Linked DNA regions of Homo sapiens: region 1 is linked to region 2. Evidence: chromatin loops called from intact Hi-C (ENCODE). Cell type or tissue: OCI-LY7. All regions are shown on one strand. Links, peaks and the distances in the headings refer to the core of each region. The heading gives the core; the rest is flanking DNA.

Evidence for each region. Peaks named below come from ENCODE experiments on the same cell type or tissue, not always from the same donor. Only the 100,000 strongest peaks of a DNase experiment are listed, where the experiment ranks them.
Region 1: it touches region 2 in a loop (10-fold over the local background); 2 of 110 quality-filtered maps call a loop at or near these places.

The regions. Positions count from the first base shown.
Region 1 is chr3:127,069,199-127,079,019 of GRCh38, forward strand. No RefSeq gene overlaps it. Among named protein-coding and RNA genes, the nearest start is that of PLXNA1, 91 kb to the left of the region's middle. RefSeq lists enhancers at 1,333-1,833, 1,834-2,334 and a silencer at 6,524-6,593. In OCI-LY7, for the core only: no CTCF peak of the experiment used is centred there; a DNase peak (open chromatin) is centred at 5,913; H3K4me3 peaks cover 1,444 bases; H3K27ac peaks cover 1,878 bases.
Region 2 is chr3:126,948,961-126,958,781 of GRCh38, forward strand. It overlaps CHCHD6 (coiled-coil-helix-coiled-coil-helix domain containing 6), which reads left to right. Exons shown (of 8, transcript NM_032343.3): 7 at 8,456-8,591. Among named protein-coding and RNA genes, the nearest start is that of PLXNA1, 29 kb to the right of the region's middle. RefSeq lists an enhancer at 5,671-5,760. In OCI-LY7, for the core only: no CTCF peak of the experiment used is centred there; a DNase peak (open chromatin) is centred at 6,241; H3K4me3 peaks cover 611 bases; H3K27ac peaks cover 1,366 bases.

The DNA.
Region 1 (9,821 bases), core at 4,501-7,000, 120 kb after region 2:
CAGCCCACACTGCCCGTCTGCCAGCGTGAGCAGCAGCGCGAGGCCTACCAGCAGGTGAGAAAGGGTATGCAGACGAGAGGGATCATCCCAGGAGGCTGCAGAGATGAAAATAAAGAATCAGGCATCACAGCGTAAGAAGTAATATTGTTACAGTGCATGACACAAGATCTAGAAACAAGAGAGTCACAGAAACCTAACAAAGATGAGAACTTTAGAATGTAAATGTAATAAAAGATAGGAAAATGAGATGCAGGATAAGGAGATAAAAGGTGAGAAGCCAACGAGCTGCCAAGCAGAAGGCTGGAAACACAAAAGAGCGAAGATTAAGAACAAGGGTGAAGCTCATCGCCACGAGGTAATTTTTTAAGTAGATGAAACCATAGGTCAAAAATGAGAATTAAGGGCTAGGGAGTTATGAGTAAAAAGGAATATAACAACCAAAGAAAAAGTATAATCACAGAGCAACATTTTAAACGATTCTCTCCTGTCCAAAAACACACAAGTTACCCAACCGCCTTCCAAGTAAACAGGACCAGGAAGGAGAGAGGAAGGGGAGAGGGAGAGGCAGAAGGCAGGGAAGGTCAAGTTAACATACAAATCAATACAGTAACATGAGGGTCACGAACTGAAAAGTTGCTAGTAAAATCTCAGTTTCTTCCTTCAAAAAGCACAGACCCCATTCCTAAAGAGGAAACTTCTGTGGATAACCAGACCCCTCTGGCCAGGGGGCTCCAGGAGCTGCTGCTGGTCCTCCAGTGTGGGCTGAGGGTGCCCCGAGCCCTGTGCCCCGCTCCCGAGCTCGCAGCCTGTTGTCGATCGCCTGCACACTGGCCCTGGCTGGTCTTGGTCCAGTGCACAGGGTCCCTGGCATGGCTGTCCACGTCTCCCCAGCTCCCACGCCGCCCCACACTACCTGCTCACTGCTCTGCCGTCCTCCATCCTTGCTGCTCAGAACCCTGTAGCCCTGACACTGCCACCCCCAAGCATGGAGGTGGCAGAAGTCCCCACCCACAGCCACCCCCAGGCTGTCCTGGTTACGGAGGGCAGAGGCTCTTAGACCTAAGCCTGCACAGAGCCTCAGGTCTGGGCTTGCTCCAGGGTGGGGCCCCAGCGCACAGGGCTGGGTAGCTCCAACAAGTCCCCAGGTGACAAGCACGCCACTGGCTAGGACCATACTTTGAGTGTGTTGGGAGTTGCTACTCAGGAAAGGAAACCTTAAAACCAGCTTCTAGGAGAGCCTGCTCCCACACTGTTTTGGCCACGAGTCCCTGGCCCTGCCACACCGTGGGACTCTCATCCTCACCATGAGAATTCCCTCAGCTGAGCCAAAGACTCTCATCTGCCCACTCCTGCCCCAGCACCCAGACAGAGTGAGCCAGTCAGGGGTGCAGGTAACTGCCCCCACAGCCCTTCTTATCCACAAGGAAGCCAGACACTGCCTTCCAGAAGGGACCCTGGTTTGTCCTTTGCTGATTCAAAAGACTTAGAAAATTGTTCCTCAAAGGAAAGACCCGTCCTGGTTCTGCTCCTATAAAGGCACAGACTGCTTGTAGCCAGGCTGGGAGGATTGGGAATGCCGGGGTTCCATCACTGCACAGCAAATCCTCCACCTCCACGTAGTGGCACCAACTTGAGCCATTTTGTTGCACTCACAGATGCTGTGGCTACAGTTCGGAGAGGGCATGGCAGGCGATGGCTGGCTTGTACTCCAGGCCCGGCTGGGAAGACTCCAAGGCTGGGGGAGATGGGATGGGAAGTGAGTGGGGGCTCCTTTGCTCACACATCTGGTGCCAGGCCTGGGAGAACTTGAAGGCTAAGACAGGTGACTCGTGAGTGGCCTTGAGGTGGTGGAGCCTCAGCTGCAGTGCTCCAGGGAACGAGAACAGGCGGTGTGGCTGTCCTGACCTCACCATGGCATCACACAGCGCCACTTCCAGCACTTTCTGCTGGCTGCAAGCAAGGCTCCATCCTGCCCACATCCAAAGGGCACGACGGGAGGATGGGAAGGCCACGCTGCAGAAGGGTGTCATATGGAAAGTGTCATTACGGTTGTCTCTGGAAAATTCCATCTGTACAGGACCCTGCTGAGATGCTCAGAGAGCTTGGAGAACAATTGAAGGAGCCGCAGTCATCCTGAGAAGGGACATTTAAGTTGGAGCTTGGAGGATGAAGGGATCATCTTGGCAAGGGGTGAGGGCAGTGGGCAGAGGAAGTGAGGATGGGGTAGAGTGTGGGGTGAGGACCAGGTGGCCCTGTGACAGTGGAGGCATCAGCAGGGGGTGGACCATGCAACCTGGCAGGCCAGGGTAAGGAGGGTGAGGGAAAGCCTCATGAGGCTCTGGAGTAGAGACATGCCATGAGCTGAAGCAGGAAATATGTTGTAAAAGAGTGGCGTCAGGAGATCTGCTTTGATGCCCTTGCAATTGGCCAGACAAGAGAAGATGGTGGCAGGGACAGGGTGGGGCAGGTGGCAGCTGTGCAGAGGGAAAGGAATGAGTGATTCAAGAGAGAGGGGCCGAGCCAACAGAGCTCAGGCTGAAATGGGCCTGGGGTGCAGGAGGGGCGTGGTCACATGATGCCCAGGTATAACTGGGGTGCGGGGGTGCCACTTAGAGCCCAGGCATTGGTGCCACTTGTGGGCAGAGTGCCTGGGGCAGCAGCGTGTGCCCTTGCCACTCCAGCAGATGTGGGTGTCGTCCAGAGGGGTCTGCTCCTTAGACAGCCAGCGCCCCGGAGTCCCTGAGCAGCCCCACGGAGGCTGAGTCGGCGCTTGTCCTCCAAGGGGGTTTCAAACATGGTGGCTGGTGTGAGACAGGCCCAGTTTCAGCCCTGGCTCCACTCTTCATTGGCTGGGAGACCTCAGGCAAGTCACCTTGGCTCTTTAGGCCTTGGTTTTCTCATCTGTAAAAGGCAGTGAGGGTATGTGCCTTGCAGGGGTGTTGGCAGGATTAGTTAGTGCTGTTACTTGGCCGGAGCTGGGTAATGTTTGCTGAATTAGCACATGCAGGGTTCGTTGCCGCCCCACATGGGCTTAGCAAGTCTGGGGCAGGAGGCGAGAGGAGGGAGGGCCCAGCAAGGCAGCCAGTGCAGACCCCCGGGGAGTGGCAGAAGTGTCTTCAAGGTAGGAGCTGGGATAGACTCCCCCCATCTGCCAAGAGCAGCTTCCCAGGGACAGTGGGAGCTGCCATTGCAAGCTCTCAGTGGGCACAACTGCATGACCAAGTGCTTCAGGGAGGAGAAGAGCAAGCAAACGCAGCCGGAGCCCTGTGCATAGTGCTGGCCCCAGCCTGAAAGTCGCCAGAGCTGCTCAACTTCATGCACGCATGGCAGGGTGGAAGTGCCAAGGACAGACCCCACACGTGACCCTCAGAAGTCTCTGGTGTCCACGGGACTGAACCTCAGCCACCTGCAAGTGGCCACCCGCCTGTGTCGAGCCCTTCCCAGCAGGTTCCCTTCCCCCTCTCATTTCTTCACAGCCCTCCAGGGGGTCTTGGGCTCAGCCCCCATGCACACTACTGGCACTGGAATCCTTGCATAGCCTTGAAGGAACCCATATGGAGACTGTGGGGCTGGGCAAGGCTGGGAGGTGTGGGCCTGCCCTGAAGCTGGGTGAGGGTCCCACTTGTGCAGAGTAGCCAGGCCCAGGCATGGAGGACCTCCCTTGTGTCGGATCACACACCTGTTCACTCCCAGGAGAAATGGGAGAACTGAGAACAGGATTGGGAAGCACAGGGACTTTCCCAAGCCAAATGGAGGGTGGAGACAGGGCTGGAGCAGAGAGACAAAGAAGAGAGACAGACATGGATGGGGCAGAGTGACCCTCTGCTCCCCAGCACGTACTGGGTGTGGAACATCTGGCAGGTAGGTGTGGTGCCCCTTCCCAGGTGGAGACGCAGGCCTGGCAGGCAGGGAGGGTGGGGACCAGACTCCTCCAGCCTCTGAGGACACAGGTAACTGGGAGCTGACCCTCTGTCCATCTGCTGCCAACATCGTGTGCCAGTGCAGGGCAAGGACTGGGGAGAAGCCTCACTCTTGACCACTGCAGAGTGGAGACCAGTGGTCAGAGGGCCATAGCCGGCTGCTGTGAGAACGAGAGGTGACTGCTCCCCTCCTAGGCCTTCCTCTCCTGCCTGGTATGGCCAGTGGGGGTGGGTGGAGGGCTGGGGCTTGCTGGTCTACCTTCACTGATGTGGTCCCAGCCCCTAGGCCCAGCCCTAGCATAGAAAGCATCTAGGGAGCTTCCCTCTCCACTCCCCACCCAACTCCTCCTCCTGAAAGATGCATGGAGTGTGAAAATTTCATCAAAGCAGCTTGCTTCCTGGGCTCACAGGCGGGGCTGGCGCTGGGAGCCCTGGGGCCTCAGGCCGCCCTGCTGCTCAGTCAGCCCTGGACGCCCCTCTGGGCTGCTGTAGAACTGGGACGAGCAGCGGGTTGATGGCTAGAGTCCCTTTGGCGTGTGTGCTAGGAGGGGCTGGGGAGGGACAGAGGAGGCGTCAGGCCAGCTTTGTGGGGTGGGGCGGTGCTGACACCCGCAGGAGGGGCTGCAGCTGGGCAGGCATCAGAGTGGGGTTCGGAGTGTTCCCAACGTCCCAGTGACCATGACTGCTTGCTTGACCAGCATGCATTCACTCATTGACTCTGCAGCTTTTCATTATTGTTATTTTTGTAAAACAGATGCTGCATTTGCAAGGTTTTAAAATGAGATGGGCATTTCGGGCTATTCCTGTTCTTTTGCTGCCAGAAACAATGTGGTGTGGGTAATCTTGCTCAGAGTCTCTTGAAATGTGGGTAGGTACACCTGCAGGGCAAAATTCCGCAGGTGGGATTGCTGGGTCAGTGGATAATGTTGATGGGAATTGCCACACTGCCTTTCATAGAGGCCATGCCACGAACCCTTCCAGCAGCAAGGCAAGCAGTGCTCACTTTCCTGAGGTCTGGCCCACAGAGCAGACTGAAAACACTTGGAGTCTGGCCAATCTGATAGAGAAAACATATTTTGAAATATATAAAAAAGCTGGATTTTCTTTTGTCCTCTCTGAGTGGCTTTCTTAGCAAACAGCTACAGGGTAAATTGTCCTGCGGCCAGAGTATAATGAGCTTATTTTAACTGTGTGTGGTGCCTGTAGGAGCATATCCGTGTGCATGTGTGTGTGGTCATGTGCAAGTGTTCGTGTGTGTGCATGCATGTGCTAGTGTGTTTGTTTTACTTGGAGCATCCAATCCAGCCCTGGTCACTGGGCAGGAGGAAACTCAATCTGAACACAGCCAGGTACCCTCTGGGAAGACAAGGCTCATTCCCATGGCTCTGCTCCCAAAGAGCTGAAGTTAGTGAGACCTGGCTGGTGAGTTAATGACAGGGCCAGCTCCAGAGCAGGGCAGTGAGGGGCAATGACTGCAAGTTAGGGGAGCTTGGGGGTGAGGCAGGCTCAAGCAAAGGCTTGGCTGTGGCAGACAGCGTACTTCCAACGGGTGCTCCTAAACACTTGGAGACCTTGGAGGGTAAAGGCAGAACCTACCACAACTCTGCAGAGAGCTGGGCTAGTGGGGGAGGTGTCCCAGGAAGCTGAGCTGTGTACCAGCCACCTCTAAACACAGGGGCCTGAAACAATATCATATACTATTTTCAGACTTTAAGTATTGGCAAGCTGAGCTGGGAAGTCTAGGCTGAGCTTAGCTGGTCTGGGCTGAGCTCTGTGGTCTGGGCTGTGCTTGACTGGACTGGGCTGCGCTACATGGTCTGGGCTGTGCTTGGCTGGTCTGCGCTGTGCTCTGTTGTGCTGGGCTGAGGTCTGTGGTCTGGGCTGAGCTCTGTGAGCTGGGCTATGCTTGGTTGGTCTGGGCTGAGCTCCACGGTCTGGGCTATCCTTGGCTGGGCTGAGCTCTATGGTCTGAACTGAGCTCTGTGGTCTGGGCTGTGCTTGGCTGGTCTGGGTTGAGCTCTGTGGTCTGGGCTGTGCTCTGTTGGGTTGGGCTGAGCTCTGTAGTCTAGGCTATGCTTGGCTGGGCTGGGCTGAGCTCTGTGGTTTGGGCTGAGCTCCATAGTCTGGGCTATGCTTGGCTGGGCTGGGCTGAGCTCTATGGTCTTAACTGAGCTCTAATGCCTGGGCTGAACTCCGTGGTCTGGGCTTGTTCAAGAACCAGTGTCCTGTTGCTGACTTTTCCGGCTGGCTGCTGTAGACTTGTGTCCGGAATTGGTGGGTTCTTGGTCTCACTGACTTTAAGAATGAAGGCACAGACTCTCGCAGTGAATGTTACAGTTCTTAAGAGCGGCCTGCCCAGAATTTGTTTCTTCTGATGTTTGGATGTGCTCAGAGTTTCTTCCTTCCAAGGGGTTCGTGGTCTTGCTGACTCAGGAGTGAAACTGCAGATCTTCGTGGTGAGTGTTACAGCTCATAAAGACAGTGTAGATACAAAGAGTGAGCAGTAACAAGATTCATTACAAACAGCAAAAGAACAAAGCTTCCACAGTCTGGAAGGGCATGCAGTGGCTTGCCATTACTGGCTGGGGCAGCCTGCTTTTATTCTTATCTGGCCCCACCCACATCCTGCTGATTGGTCCATTTTACAGAGAGCCGATTGGTCTGTTTTACAGAGAGCTGATTGGTCCGTTTTGACAGGGTGCTGATTGGTGCGTTTACAATCCCTGAGCTAGACACAAAAGTTCTCCATGGTCCCCACTAGATTAGCTAGATAAGGAGTGTCAATTGGTGTATTTACAAACCCTGAGCTAGACCCAGAGTGCTGATTGGTGCATTTACAAACCTTGAGCTAGATACAGAGTGTCGATTGGTGCATTCACAATCCCTTAGCTAGACATAAAGGTTCTCCAAGTCCCCACCAGATTAACTAGATACAGAGTGCCAATGGGTGCATTCACAAACACTGAGCTAGATACAGAGTGCTGATTGGTGTGTTTACAAACCTTGAGCTAGATACAGAGTGCTGATTGGTGTATTTACAATCCCTTAGCTAGACATAAAGATTCTCCAAGTCCCCACCAGATCAGGAGCCCAGCTGGCTTCACCCAGTGGATCCCACACCGGGGCCGCAGGTGGAGCTGTCTGCCAGTACCATGCCATTTGCCGGCACTCCTCAGCCCTTGGGTGGTCGATGGGACTGGGCACCGTGGAGCAGGGAGCAGCACTCCGCCGGGAGGCTCAGGCCACGCAGGAGCCCACGGCGGGGCAGGGAGGCTCAGGCATGGGTGGCTGCAGGTCCTGAGCCCTTCCCCGCGGGGAGGCAGCTAAGGCCCGGCGAGAAATTGAGCACAGCAGCTGCTGGCCCAGGTGCTAAGCCCCTCACTGCCCGGGGCTTGTGGGCCAGCCAGCTACTCCCAGTGCGGGGCTTGCCGAGCCCACGCCCACCCAGAACTCAGGCTGGCCCGCAAGTGTGGCGCGAAGCCCCAGTTCCCGCCCGTGCCTCTCCCTCCACACCTCCCCCCAAGCTGAGGGAGCCGGCTCCGGCCTTGGCCAGCCCAGAAAGGGGCTCCCACAGTGCAGCGGTGGGCTGAAGGGCTCCTCAAGCGTGGCCAGAGTGGGCGCCAAGGCCGAGGAGGCGCCAAGAGCGAGCGAGGGCTTCGAGGGCTGCCAGCACACTGTCACCTCTCAGAATGACCTCCACAGGGACCACCTGGCTCCATAGGGCCTCCCATTCTCCAGCAGCCTCCAGGCCAAGTTTGTGGTCAAGCAGAGGCAGGGCTCTGAGGGAGCGTGAAGTGTAGGCTGAGCAGTGGCATATCACTCCCACCCATGCTAGTGGTCAAAGCAAAATCTGGCCAGCCAGAATCACATGGTGGGGCAAGGGACTCCAGAGGAAGGATGGAGCCTTGTGGCCAATTTTGCAATCCATCTTCTTCAGGAGGACAGAGTCCATGGGGGCCATGTCCCTGGGGCCATCTGTGCAAAGCTGGCCACCAACAACATTCAACTCACAGCACCTAAGCTGGGGGCTGGGACCCAGGAATGGGCAGCAGGTGGCTCTGCCCCCGGAGCATGCGAGCCAGTCACACCAGTGGTGGGAGCACCACGAGCCGTACCAGGAAATGTGGGAGAAGTACTCCTGGAGAAGTAGTCTGGGCCAGGGTTGAAGGGTACTTAGGTGTGCACCTGGGCAGTAGGGGTGAGGCGGGGCACTTTCTTTCTCCCGGTCCTCCCTCCTGGCCTAAAGGCAGAAGGCAGAGGAGACCCAGCCCTGGAGCTGAGAAGGGAGGGGATCCCAGCGTTTGAGCTGCAGGCCCACAGCCCCGCACGGGCTGTTCCTGCGTGGGCAGCCCAAGGATTAAACAGATTTTGTTGGGATTACTGCTGCCAATCAAGTTCAAGTGCATTTTTAAGAGCTTAATTTGTGGCCCTAGGTTTCGAATAAAATCGTCAAGTCCAGTCGATTAAACTCATTAAGGCGGGTGGACTGGCTGGTGTTCACACTGCCATCAGATTTGGAGAATTAATTAGGGGCCTGTTATCCTTTGTCGGGATTAGCAGAGCCAGCCCAGAGGCCCAGGGTTTCTGCTAAAAGACAGGCCCATAATCTCTTTAGTGGGGCCTTGGGAGACAGAGATCTGGGCAGCTTTGAGCAGGAAGTGCCACATGGGTGTCTTTGATTCTGCCGTGTGCAGACTGGCCGTGGGTCGGGGGTGTGGGCAGGCTTTAGGGCTTGGGCCATCCTGAGGGTGGCTGGCCCAGACAGCACTTCAGGCCACATAACCCTGCATACTATCCATGACCTATTCCCCCATCTCACAACAACTTAGGAGGAGGGCGCCAAGAGGACTTCTGCTGGTTCCTTTGCCTTCAAAACCACCCCCGACCCCAACTGCTGGAGTCTCAAGGCTCTATCTCCTTGTGAACCAGGTGGTGTGAGCAAGCTGGCCACCAAGAGCATTCTAATCCCTTGGGGGACATTGATTGGTCTCTGAGTGGGTGGGTATGTGACCCAAGAAGAGCCAGTCAAGGCCATGTCAGGGGGTGGTTGGGGTTTCTGGTATAGCTAAGGGCAAAAATATTAAGCCTGGAGCTGCCAGGCCCTGCAGGCCCTGCCTCAGGATGGAGAGAGAAGACAGATGAGTTTCTAATGACACTGGGTGAGCCGCTGGATCTAGCCACACCTAAAGTTTACCCCTGGACTTTTCAGTGACCTGAGCCAGTCCATTCCTCCTTGGAACAGGGTCTCTGTCACTTGCAACCAAGGGACAAATCAGCCCAGGTCTCAGGTCTCTTGCCTTCCAGAGCATTAGGGCTGAGAAGAAATTTAGAGGGTCTTTTTTCTTTTCCCGCCCATTTACAGAATGGGGAAACTAAGGCCCAGAGAGGAGAAGGACTTGCCCAAGGCTGCTGCAGATATTAATGGCTTCTGGTCTTCTAATGCCTCCTGGGAAAGAATCCTCCCCGCACCTCCCTGGTGGGTCTGGCCAGGCCAGTGCTGGGTGGGGTTTACCAGGTGTCCATACCAAAGGCAGACCGTGGTCAGAGCAAGTGGATAAGCTGGAGACATTTCCAGGAACTGGGGGAAGCAGAGTGCCCCACACACACGGGTCCCAGGTGATGGCTCTTACCCAGCTCAGGACCCTGGCTGGTGTCTCTGGGCCCGGCACTGGGCACTGAGTCTTTGCTGGGGTCTTTCTGTCCTGAGAGACCCCAGCAGGGGGGGTAGGGGAGGGACTCAGAGCCAGATTACCAGGGTTCAAATCCTTCCTGGCCAGTCGCTCGCCCTGTGACCCTGGATTGATCATTTGGCTTCCTCGAGTGCACGCTTTCTTCGTCTGTCTGAGGGGGTGGTGGTGACAATGGGGCTGCGGGAGGCCTGGGAGGCAATGCAGGTCTAGC
Region 2 (9,821 bases), core at 4,733-7,232:
GGCCAAACCCATGCTACCCAGGCCAGAAGGGGAAACCTGAGAAATAAAGGGGCATCTCTGCCTTACCTGAGAGTCCTGCTGTGTGAAGTCAGTGCATTAATAGACAGTGGTGGCACAGCTCCTGCCTTATAGCACTGCCAGGTCCAGTGTTTCCTTCCCTCCAATGCTCCTGCTTGGCAGAGTCTCAGATACAGCCAGTTGTGTGCTTTGAACCAGCAGGCTGTGCTGCTGACTCTGAGCCAAGGAGAACAGAAGGGACAACCTGACCCTGTCCAACAGTCTGCATTTCCTATCTAGGCACAAACAGGCAACACTTCATAACCCAGTGGCGGCCCTGGACCCAGGAGGTTTGTGCAGTCATGGACAGCTACACAGGCGCCTGCCATGGACGGAAGGGAAGGCTGCACAGACACCTGCCATGGACGGAAAAAGGGAAGGCTGCACCAACAGGTCTGCCGTGGACGGAAGGGAAGGCTGCACGGACTCCTGCTGTGGACGAAAGGGAAGGCTGCCCAGAGGTCTGCCGTGGACGGAAGGGAAGGCTGCTGCGTGGACTGCCGCCGTGGACGGAAGGGAAGGCTGCTGCCCGGACTGCCGCCGTGGACGGAAGGGAAGGCTGCTGCCCGGACTGCCGCCGTGGACGGAAGGGAAGGCTGCTGCCCGGACTGCCGCCGTGGACGGAAGGGAAGGCTGCTGCGCGGACTGCCGCCGTGGACGGAAGGGAAGGCTGTACAGAGCCTTATCACCAATGGGAAGGAAAGGCTGCACGGAGGCTTGCTTGGATAGAAGGGAAGGGTGCAGATTGTCTTGGACATGAAGGGAAGGCTACACACAGAATTATCATGGATGGAAGGAAAGCTGCACAGAGGAATGTTAATGACGAGAAGGGAAGAATGCAGAGCCTTGCCATAGATGAGAAGGAAGGATGCACAGAAGCTTTTTTGATGAGAAGAAAAGGCTGCACAAAACCTTTTCATGGATGGAAGTGAATGCTGCACAGATGTCTTGTCATAGAAGGAAGGGAAGTCTTCAGAGACACTTGTCAGGGAGGAAGGGAGGGCTGCACAGTGGCTTGTTGTGTTATGAATGGGAAGGAAGACTGCACAGAGGCTTGCCATGGGTGTGAAGGGAAGTCTCCACACAAAATTCTCATTCCTGCACAGATGATGGGAAAAGAAGGCCACACAGAGGATTGTCATGGATGGAAGTGAGCACTGCACCAAGTTTTGTCATTGAGGGAAGGGAAGGCTTCAGAGAGGCTTTCTGTGCATGGAAGAAAAAGTTGTATGCAGGGTAGTCAGAGGCAGAGATAAAGGCTGCACAGAGGCCTCTCATAGAGGGAAGTGTAGTTTACAGGAGCTTGTCCTACAAGAAGGGAGGTCTGCAGAGAAGCTTATTGTGGATCAGCAGGAAAGCCGAGCACTAGAATGTCTATGAATTGAATGGAAGACTGCAATGAAAATTGTCATGGATGGAAGGGAATGCTACAGAGAGACTTTTTTTTCTTTTGAGACAAAGTCTTGCTCTATATCTCAGGCTGGAGTGCAGTGGCACGCTCTCTGCTCACTGCACACCTGCCTCCTGGGTGCAAGTGATTCTCCTGCCTCAGCCTCCCAACTAACTGGGATTACAGGCCCTCACCACCATGCCTGGCTAATTTGTGTATTTTTAGTAGAGATGAGGTTTCACCATGCTGGCCAGGTGGGTCTTGAACTCCTGACCTCAAGTGATCGCCTGCATCGGCCTCCCAAAGTGCTAGGATTACAGGCATGAGCCATTGCACCTGGCCTGCACAGGATTTTCATGGATGGGAAAGAAAGGCTGCACAGAGGAATGGCTATGATGTGAAGGAGAGGGTGTTCAGAAGCTTGTCATGGGTGGATGGGGCAGCTGCATAGAGCCATACCATTGTTGGGAAGGGAGTGATGCAGAAAGCATTGTTGTTGATGGGAAGGAAAGGTCATATGGATTCTTGTTATGGATTGAAGGTTGCATATGTCATAGATGGGAAGCAAAGGTCTCACGGAAGCTTGTCACAGATGAAATTGATATGGTTTGGCTGTTTCCCCACCTAAATCTCATCTTGAATTGTAATCCCCACGTGTCAAGGAAGGAAGGTAATTGGATTATGGGGGTGGTTCCCCCGGGCTGTTCTCATGATGGTGAGTTCTCGTGAGACCTGATGATTTTATAAGGGGCTCTTCCCGCTTTGCATCTCTGTCTCACCTGCCGCCATGTAAGATGTGCCTGCTTCCCCCTCCACTATGATTGTAAGTTTCCTGAGGCCTCACCAGCAATGCAAAACTGTAAGTCAATTAAACCTCTTTTCTTTATAAATTACCCAGTCTCAGGCAGTTATTTATAGGAGTGTGAAAACAGACTAATACAAAAAAATGAATACTGCACAGAATGTTGTCATGTAACTAAGGGAAGACTTCATGGAAGCTTTCCATGGATGGAAGGAAAAGTTGCAAAGAAGCTTCACGTGGATTGGAAGGGAGGTTGCTCAGAGGCATGTCATGAGTGGAAAGGGAAGGGTGCAGAGGTTATGGATGGAAGGGAAGGTTGTACCGAAACTTATGGATAGTGGACCAAGACCAGAGAGAAGGAAGAGGGAGGGAGGATCGCCTGGGTCTCTAGCTAGTTATGGGTTCTTCACCAAGTGCAGTGTATTCTGCCTGAGGAGAAGTGGGTATGAGACCAGGGGCCAGTCGGCCACCAGAGGTGTGAGGTCAGTTCCCTCATCCAGCTGGGGATGGGCTGGGGACACAGACCAACTTCTCAGGGCACTCAGGCTGGCGGCAGAGTTATACCAGCTCTGCGACAATGGCAGGGTGACAGGTCACAGTGTCAGGGTGCTTGAGATAGCCTGAGGTCCATGGGAGACCTAGCAGGCCGTCAGGTCTGGGTACAGTCTAACTAGGCCTGAGATCTGGCCTTGCTTTTCAAATGGTGAACTTGAGCAAGTTACTGTATCACTTGGAGACATTGTGGGTTTGTTTTTGTTTTGTTTTGTTTTAAGGAAAAACAGAGCTTCTACCTTATGTGGGCCTGCTTGGGATTAAATGAGGTAATGCTTCGCACATTGTGCAGTGAGTTGTGATTACCTAAGAATGAGTTTTTGAACTGCCTTGGTGTTTTAGAAATCTGTGGCCTGCATTATGTTCTGAAAGCATCACTGTTGCTGGAAGTAGAGAGGACCGTTGGGAGGCTATTTAATGACAGTGAAAACAAGGGCATGGGCTAGGGCTCTCCTGTAGGCTAGACTTGGGAGTGCTCTGTGGGCATGGGGGCTGGAGAAGTTGGGTGCTCTGGGTGTGCAGCTGGACCAGCTGGGTGTTGGTGCTGCCGACCCAACTGAAATTCAGGAGGAGGAGATGTTGGGATGAGGGCTAGCCACATCTGGTCCATGTGGGCCCATGGCCACCTGCTGGGCTGCATGGCAGGCAGGGGACAGCAGGTCTTGAGCTGGGCACCATGCTGGTGTGCTGAGGGGACAAGGGCAGGGGCCACAGGTGGAGCTCGCACACAGGCAGAGGCCCAGGGTCCAGCAGAAGAGAACCAGAGTAAGTGGCCAGAGAGGCAGTGAGGGCCAGGCAGGTGCCGTCAGCTGAGCAGTGAGGCTCGGCATGGGGCCCAGGGGAGTGGGGCAGGGGGAGCCCCAGGCAGCACCTCTCTAAGCAAGGAGAAGCTGCTGTGGCCTGGGACGGAGATGGAGGCAAAAGGGGGTTTCGATTTGAAAAGCTTTTCCATATTTTGAGAGATGAATGTGTTTTGGATGGAGTGCGGGGAATGGAGAAGGTCCAGGAGAGGTGGTCAGTGGGAGAGGCCCGCTCAGGCACAGGGGTTGGGAAGGAACCACATGGGGCCTCTGGACTCTGCTGTGTCTGTGGTCTCAGCCGACAGGGTGGGGGCTCTGGGAGTCAGGCAGACCTATGCGGCCTGCTTGCCAGGGACCAGGACCCATGTGCCTTGTCTGTGGCCATCACATTCTCAGGGCCATCAGGAGGCTGGATGTGGGGTCTTCTGTGGTCCTATTTACTGAATGCCAATGATTCCTTCAGGGCCACACTGCGTTACTGAGCATGTTCTGACCGGGCCGTCTTGGGCATCACCTGCCATTCTCCTGCCATCCTCTCAACAGCTCTGTGGGGTGGGGTCCTCCCCCATACCTGATGCACCGACCACACAGTGGAAAGTGACAAAGCCAGCGCCTTGCCCCAGGTTTGTCTGATCCCAGAACCTGTGTTCTTTCCACTAGACCAAGAGTCCCAGCCTCAGACATCTGCCAGCTCCTTGTTGAAGAGACACCATGATTATGCAGACTCGCTAATGCCCTAACATGCCTGAGGAGGAGGCACCACTGAGGCTGGGCGAGGTCTGAACTAGGTCTCGAATGATATCAGAGCTTACGCTGTAGAGGGAGGGACCCTTTAAGGTAAGGTCCCACCCTCCAAGCCCTACGTTGGCAGTTCCACCACCCCAGCATATCCTCAGCTCTTCTCTGCCAAGTGCCTCCAGTAACCCAGCCTTTCTGCAAGCTCACCCCACTCCAGACCCTGGCCCCACCTCGGTTTCTCACACTGATGGCTAGGTTGCTATGAGAGCTGCACTTCACAGCATGCAATTCTGTTCTTCTATGGGGCAAGCGGTGTTACTGTTCCCATTGTACCAATGAGGAACATAAGAGCCAGTGAGGTGAGCCAACTTCCTGGGCATTGTCTTTGATGCCTGTGCAAACAGACACCCCATACACCAATGCGAATGGTGTGAACCCCTTCGAAGCCACATGGACCATTAGATCTTCATTCTCCAAGGAAATGTCCTTACACAGGGGTACAGGACTTATTTCTATCCCTGGCAAGTTTGTGGCACACTTTGGATACCTTTATCTGTGCATGTGAAGAGTAGCTGTTTGCAAGACCATGTTTCTGAACATGGGAGCTGTTTTGTATGCATTGTAAACAGGGTCATGGTGTGCCAGGGCTGGGAGGGGTTCAGGGTGGATAGAGTGCACCTACTTTTGTGAATGGCTTCACCGAAGGCCTAGCCCTGCCTTGCTTCAGAGAAAGCTTTTCATTTCCAGAGCTATGCTCTCCCTGTCTTATCCCATTCAGAGCCTTTTTGTGGACAAATGGGTGAAATTTCTTCCAGTTGACATTTGCCTTCCATTCTGTCTCCTCATATTGTTCTGATAAGTCCCAGGAGAGAGAGGCTGTCATGGTCCCACGGGCGATACTGGCAAGGAGGGGATAGATTTCGCCATGGCCCAGTTTCTCCTAAACTGGGAGCCCACTGCGAGGTTTGCCCTCAAAATGCAGAGGCCCTTGTCCTGGGACCTGAAACTAAAGTAGGAGAAGCCAGTGAGGAGGGGACACAGCCAGGCTGACCATGGGGAGAGGGGCAAATGTGGCTGTGTCTTCCTGCACATCGCCATTCTGCAAAGTGTCGGCGTCTCTGTTGTGCCTCTGTAGAGGGCAGGGCTCAGCAGGTCAGCCCTCCAGCTCCATGAGGCTCAGCCACATGACTCAGGCTGGGGCCACTTAGCCTCCGCCTGTCCTGTCTATGGTACCTCTTTTCACATAGATCAGTAAGCCTCACAGAGTTACAGCTTAGGACAGCTCTGCCCTGACTAAGCCTGGGGCTTCCCCTGAGCCACTCACCATGACACACAGGTCCCCTCAGTGCCTGCTGGCCTCCACGGTGCAGCCAGGAACCAGGCTCACCAGGGCCCCATGAGGGCAGGGTGGGGTCCTGCTTCAGGGGAGTGCAGCAGAGGCTATGATGGAAGTCATGCTCTGGGGTCTCAGACTCTAGAGGGCCAGCACCGTCAGGAGGAACAGAAGACACAGCAAGAGGCTGGTATGAGGGGACAGCAGTATAGGTGACAAGAGAGAGCCCAGGGAGACTGGCAGTGCCACTGAAGGCACCCACTGCCCTGCAGATTTAACCCTGCCTGGGGAGGGGAGAGCACAGCCTTCTAAGGCTGGAGACTCAGGGAGCAGAACAGGAGGGGAGGCCTCTGCGATGGAGGCAGAGAGCCTGGCCTGTGACTTGAAAGTGCTCCTAAAACAGGTGTCAGAACACTCAGAACCAAAGCTGTATGTGCAGTCCCTGAGAACACCTGCCTGAGACGAAATGCCATGAGGCCAGCCGTCCCCCAAGGAAGAAGCAGCCTAAAAAGCCCACAACTAGACACACCCATGTCACAGTTCTTAAATACAGATGTGGAGCCGTGCTTAAGCACCTGGAGACAAATCAGGGGCTGCCCCAGACACCCCAGCTGTATTCTTGCCCCAGCCGCCTGTGCGGCAGCTGACGCAGGCCAGTGAAGCGGGTCTCCGGAGCTGGGCAGAGGACTGCACACCAGGGGCTCATCTGCCCTGCATATGTAAGAACGAGAAGTCAATGCAGATAAAACCCCCCCCACCCAGTCCTCTTCAGGAAATAAGAGGACCCTTTAAGACTTGGTGCATGCAATGCAGACTTGAGTCAGAATTGTGACCTCAATGGCTAGGATGGGGTGGAATTCAAGGACCCAGGCCAGGGCTGGGCCACCATGGCCTCCCCTGGCAGGAAGGGGAAGGCGTGCTCTCCCTTCACATCCTTTACCTTGGCGCTGGTGTGGCATGGCAGTCACAGGCGGCTGCACCCCACCCCACACTCATCCCTCCCCGTCTTTAATTTAGGGACTGTTCGTTTTGTTCATGCCCTGGGGATGGGTCTTGCTGGCCTTAGCTGAACATGGGACACTCACTGCTCATGTTAGCGATGGTGTTAGGCATGGGTATGTGACCTGGTCCTAGACAGTGAGTGGAGGAGAAACCTGGAGTGGGGTTTGAGGGGAGCATTGTCCCGCGTAGTCAGATGAGACAGCAGAGAGACCTGCTCCTCCCTGCTCCCTTTGACCTCTGCTGCAGAGAGGACTGCGCTGCATACAGTGGCCTGGGGATGACATGGACGAGAAGGGAAGACCAGACCCAGGTGGCATCACTGCTAAGTCAGCAGTGTACAGAAGTGTCCACCCGCAGACTTCCAGAGCAAGACAGCTAAATATGGGGTCCTGTTCCCAAGCTGTCGAGCATCCTGGTGCTGGTGGTTTCTAGCTGAGGAACTGTGTTCAAGTTATCGTTAGATGATAACGGCTCTGGAGACCCTGGTGGGAGAGCAACTGACCTACATATCTCTCTCTCCACGTACCTGGAGTGGAGCTGTGGCATGTGTGACAGTGATCCTTTCTATTGCTAAGAAACTTGAGGAATGGCTTTCTACATTTTTACAGCTCTTTTTGGTGCCCTCAGCCGTGAGTGGTGTTCAATTTGGAAAGGCTGTTAAGTGTTACAGTGGGTCCGTCTACAGCTGGGAAGGGTCCTGGCCTAAAACCCACTTAAGAAAACAAATGAGCAGCAACAGTACATCCAAAGCCATGTAAATAAATATGTCCCGCTCCTCCACTGTCCAGCTGCATGGCCTTAATTCTCTGAGCCTCAGTTTCCTCATTTGTGTGAACAGCATGATGAACGATAGTGTCTGCTACCAGAGCTGTAAGGAGCAGCACTGAGCACGCCCAGCAGCCGGAGGACAGCACCTGGCTGGCAGGGAGTGCACGAATGTGCTGTTGTGTGTGTCAGTGTGCGCACGAGAGAGAGAGAGAGAGAGAGAGAGAGAAATCTGGAAGGAGACCAACCAATCCAAAATTACGCTCAGGAGGCTGGGCCAGTGACTGACTTTAGTTTATCTATATTTGCTCTTTTTTTCCACAACTTTAGAAAGTGAACTTACTCACTTTTGTGGGTTCTAAAACTACTTTGAAAAAGAAAGAAAAAAATAGTAAATTACCCCCAAAATATTATAATGGTTACCTCTAAGAAGTAAAAAGAACATTTTTCATTTCTTTAGACATTTCTGTAGATTTCATTTTCCTTATTGCACGCATATTAGTTTTAAATCAGGAAAAAAAATAAGTCACATGGTTATAGTCACGGGTAAACCACAGGCACAGGAAAGCCCAGGAAAGCAGCTGACGGCTATCCTGGGCACAGTGGGGCGGGCTGTCTCAGGCATAAAGGGATGGCTATCCTGGGCACAGCGGGGCGGGTTGTCCTGGAGGCGGGCTGCACCATCCTCATGGGGGCCCTCCAGTGGGGCTTTCCTGTCTCCTGAGTGTACACAGGCCCCAGTGAAGGAGCCCGGTGTGGAGCCCCATACCACAGCATGTTTCAGTGTCTGCTATATTGTGAGCCTAAGCCACCCACCACAGGGCTTGACCCTGCGACCGTCCTCTCATTTCTAGAACGGGAAAGCACAGTGCTTCTCCTTGAGGGTTAAAAGGATGCTGCTGGGTGTCAGGGACTTAGCCTAGCGCCTGGGAGGTAGGTGGAGTGAATGTGAGTTGTTTCTCTCCCCTGCCTGCTGGCACCTGAGCCCCAGGCCTGCCTGCTCTTGTCTTCTGCAGGCCCCGCAGGGTGGAGCCCGTCTGCTCAGGGTTGCAGGCCCAGATTCTCCACTGCTACCGAGATCGCCCGCATGAGGTGCTGCTGTGCTCGGACCTGGTCAAGGCATACCAGCGCTGCGTGAGCGCCGCCCACAAGGTAAGGCCTTGCCTGCCTCCCAGGTTTCCAAGGGCCTTGGGAGGTAGGCGAGGTACCTCTATCTAGCATTGGAGATCTCTGCCTGCCTTTTCCTGTTAGAATCAGATGCTCCACTTGGAGGTCTCTGCATTTGCCAAGGGAGGGATTCTTCGCTTTCCTCAGTCACCTGCACACTCTCCTGGCTGCTTCCAGGAGCGCCTTGGACATCTGGCCCCAGGGAGATGATCCCTGTTGCGTTTGCCCTATTAGGCTGGGTGGGAGCAGGCTGGGTAAAGTCAGGCCCCACCTTCAAGGGCCGGGCCCCTTGTGGGTGCCGGGGACTTCTTAGCCCTCGGCACTTAGGGGTGGGAGGGTGGCAGAGGCCCGAGTGCAGAGTGGGGGTCCCAGCAAGGATAGGCCATCTGGAAGAGGAGTGGGAGCAGATGTGGCCATCAGAAGCTGCTCACAGCCACCCTGCCCTGAGCTGGTCTACAGGGGTGTGCTGGCTTGGCCTTCCTGGTGAGTGGTCCCAAGCCTCATGTGCTCTCTGGTCACCTCCCACTCCAGTGGGCCTCGGTTGTCCTGGATGCCTGTGATGCGCTCCCAGCCAGCTCCTACTGCCTTCCTCCCCCACCCCCAACTGCTGCTCTCTATCCTAGATAAGTCCTCCCCCTTCCCAGGTCCCGTAGCGTCCTCTGGTGCAGTCAGGCTGTTCCCAGCCATACCTCACCCTTGCCCCACCCCAACAGGACAGCTCCCACCTTGGGGAGCATCATTCACTCTCAGAACACCTAGTTTGGGCTCCCCAAGGAGTGCGGCCTGTTTGTGAAAATGTATGGGAGAAACAACAGGACGAGGTCTCCTTTCCCACGTAAAAGCCTCTTTGGCCTGAGTAGGAGACAGGCTGCTTTAGGTACTTGGGATGGAAAAGGCTGAGGCCAGATGCTCTGTGCTCTCCAGCCATGTCCAAGGGGAGATCTGTCCCACTGAACTGAGCGGGGTCCTGCAGCCCCAGGCCTGCAAGAGCTTCCTTGGGTCATGCCCTGCTCACACCCATCTGCCAAGGCTGATTGTTCCACTCTTTGCTGGTCACAGCCCCGTCCAGCACCGACTGTCCCTTCATGGCCAGAACACAGCCCAGAAGTAGCTCCACACAGGATGAGTGGTCGCAAGGCCTCTGTCAGCCTTCCAAGAGAGGGAAGCCCTGGGTAGGACAGGCGGCCTCCTCCTCCATCTCAGAGGATGGAAGGC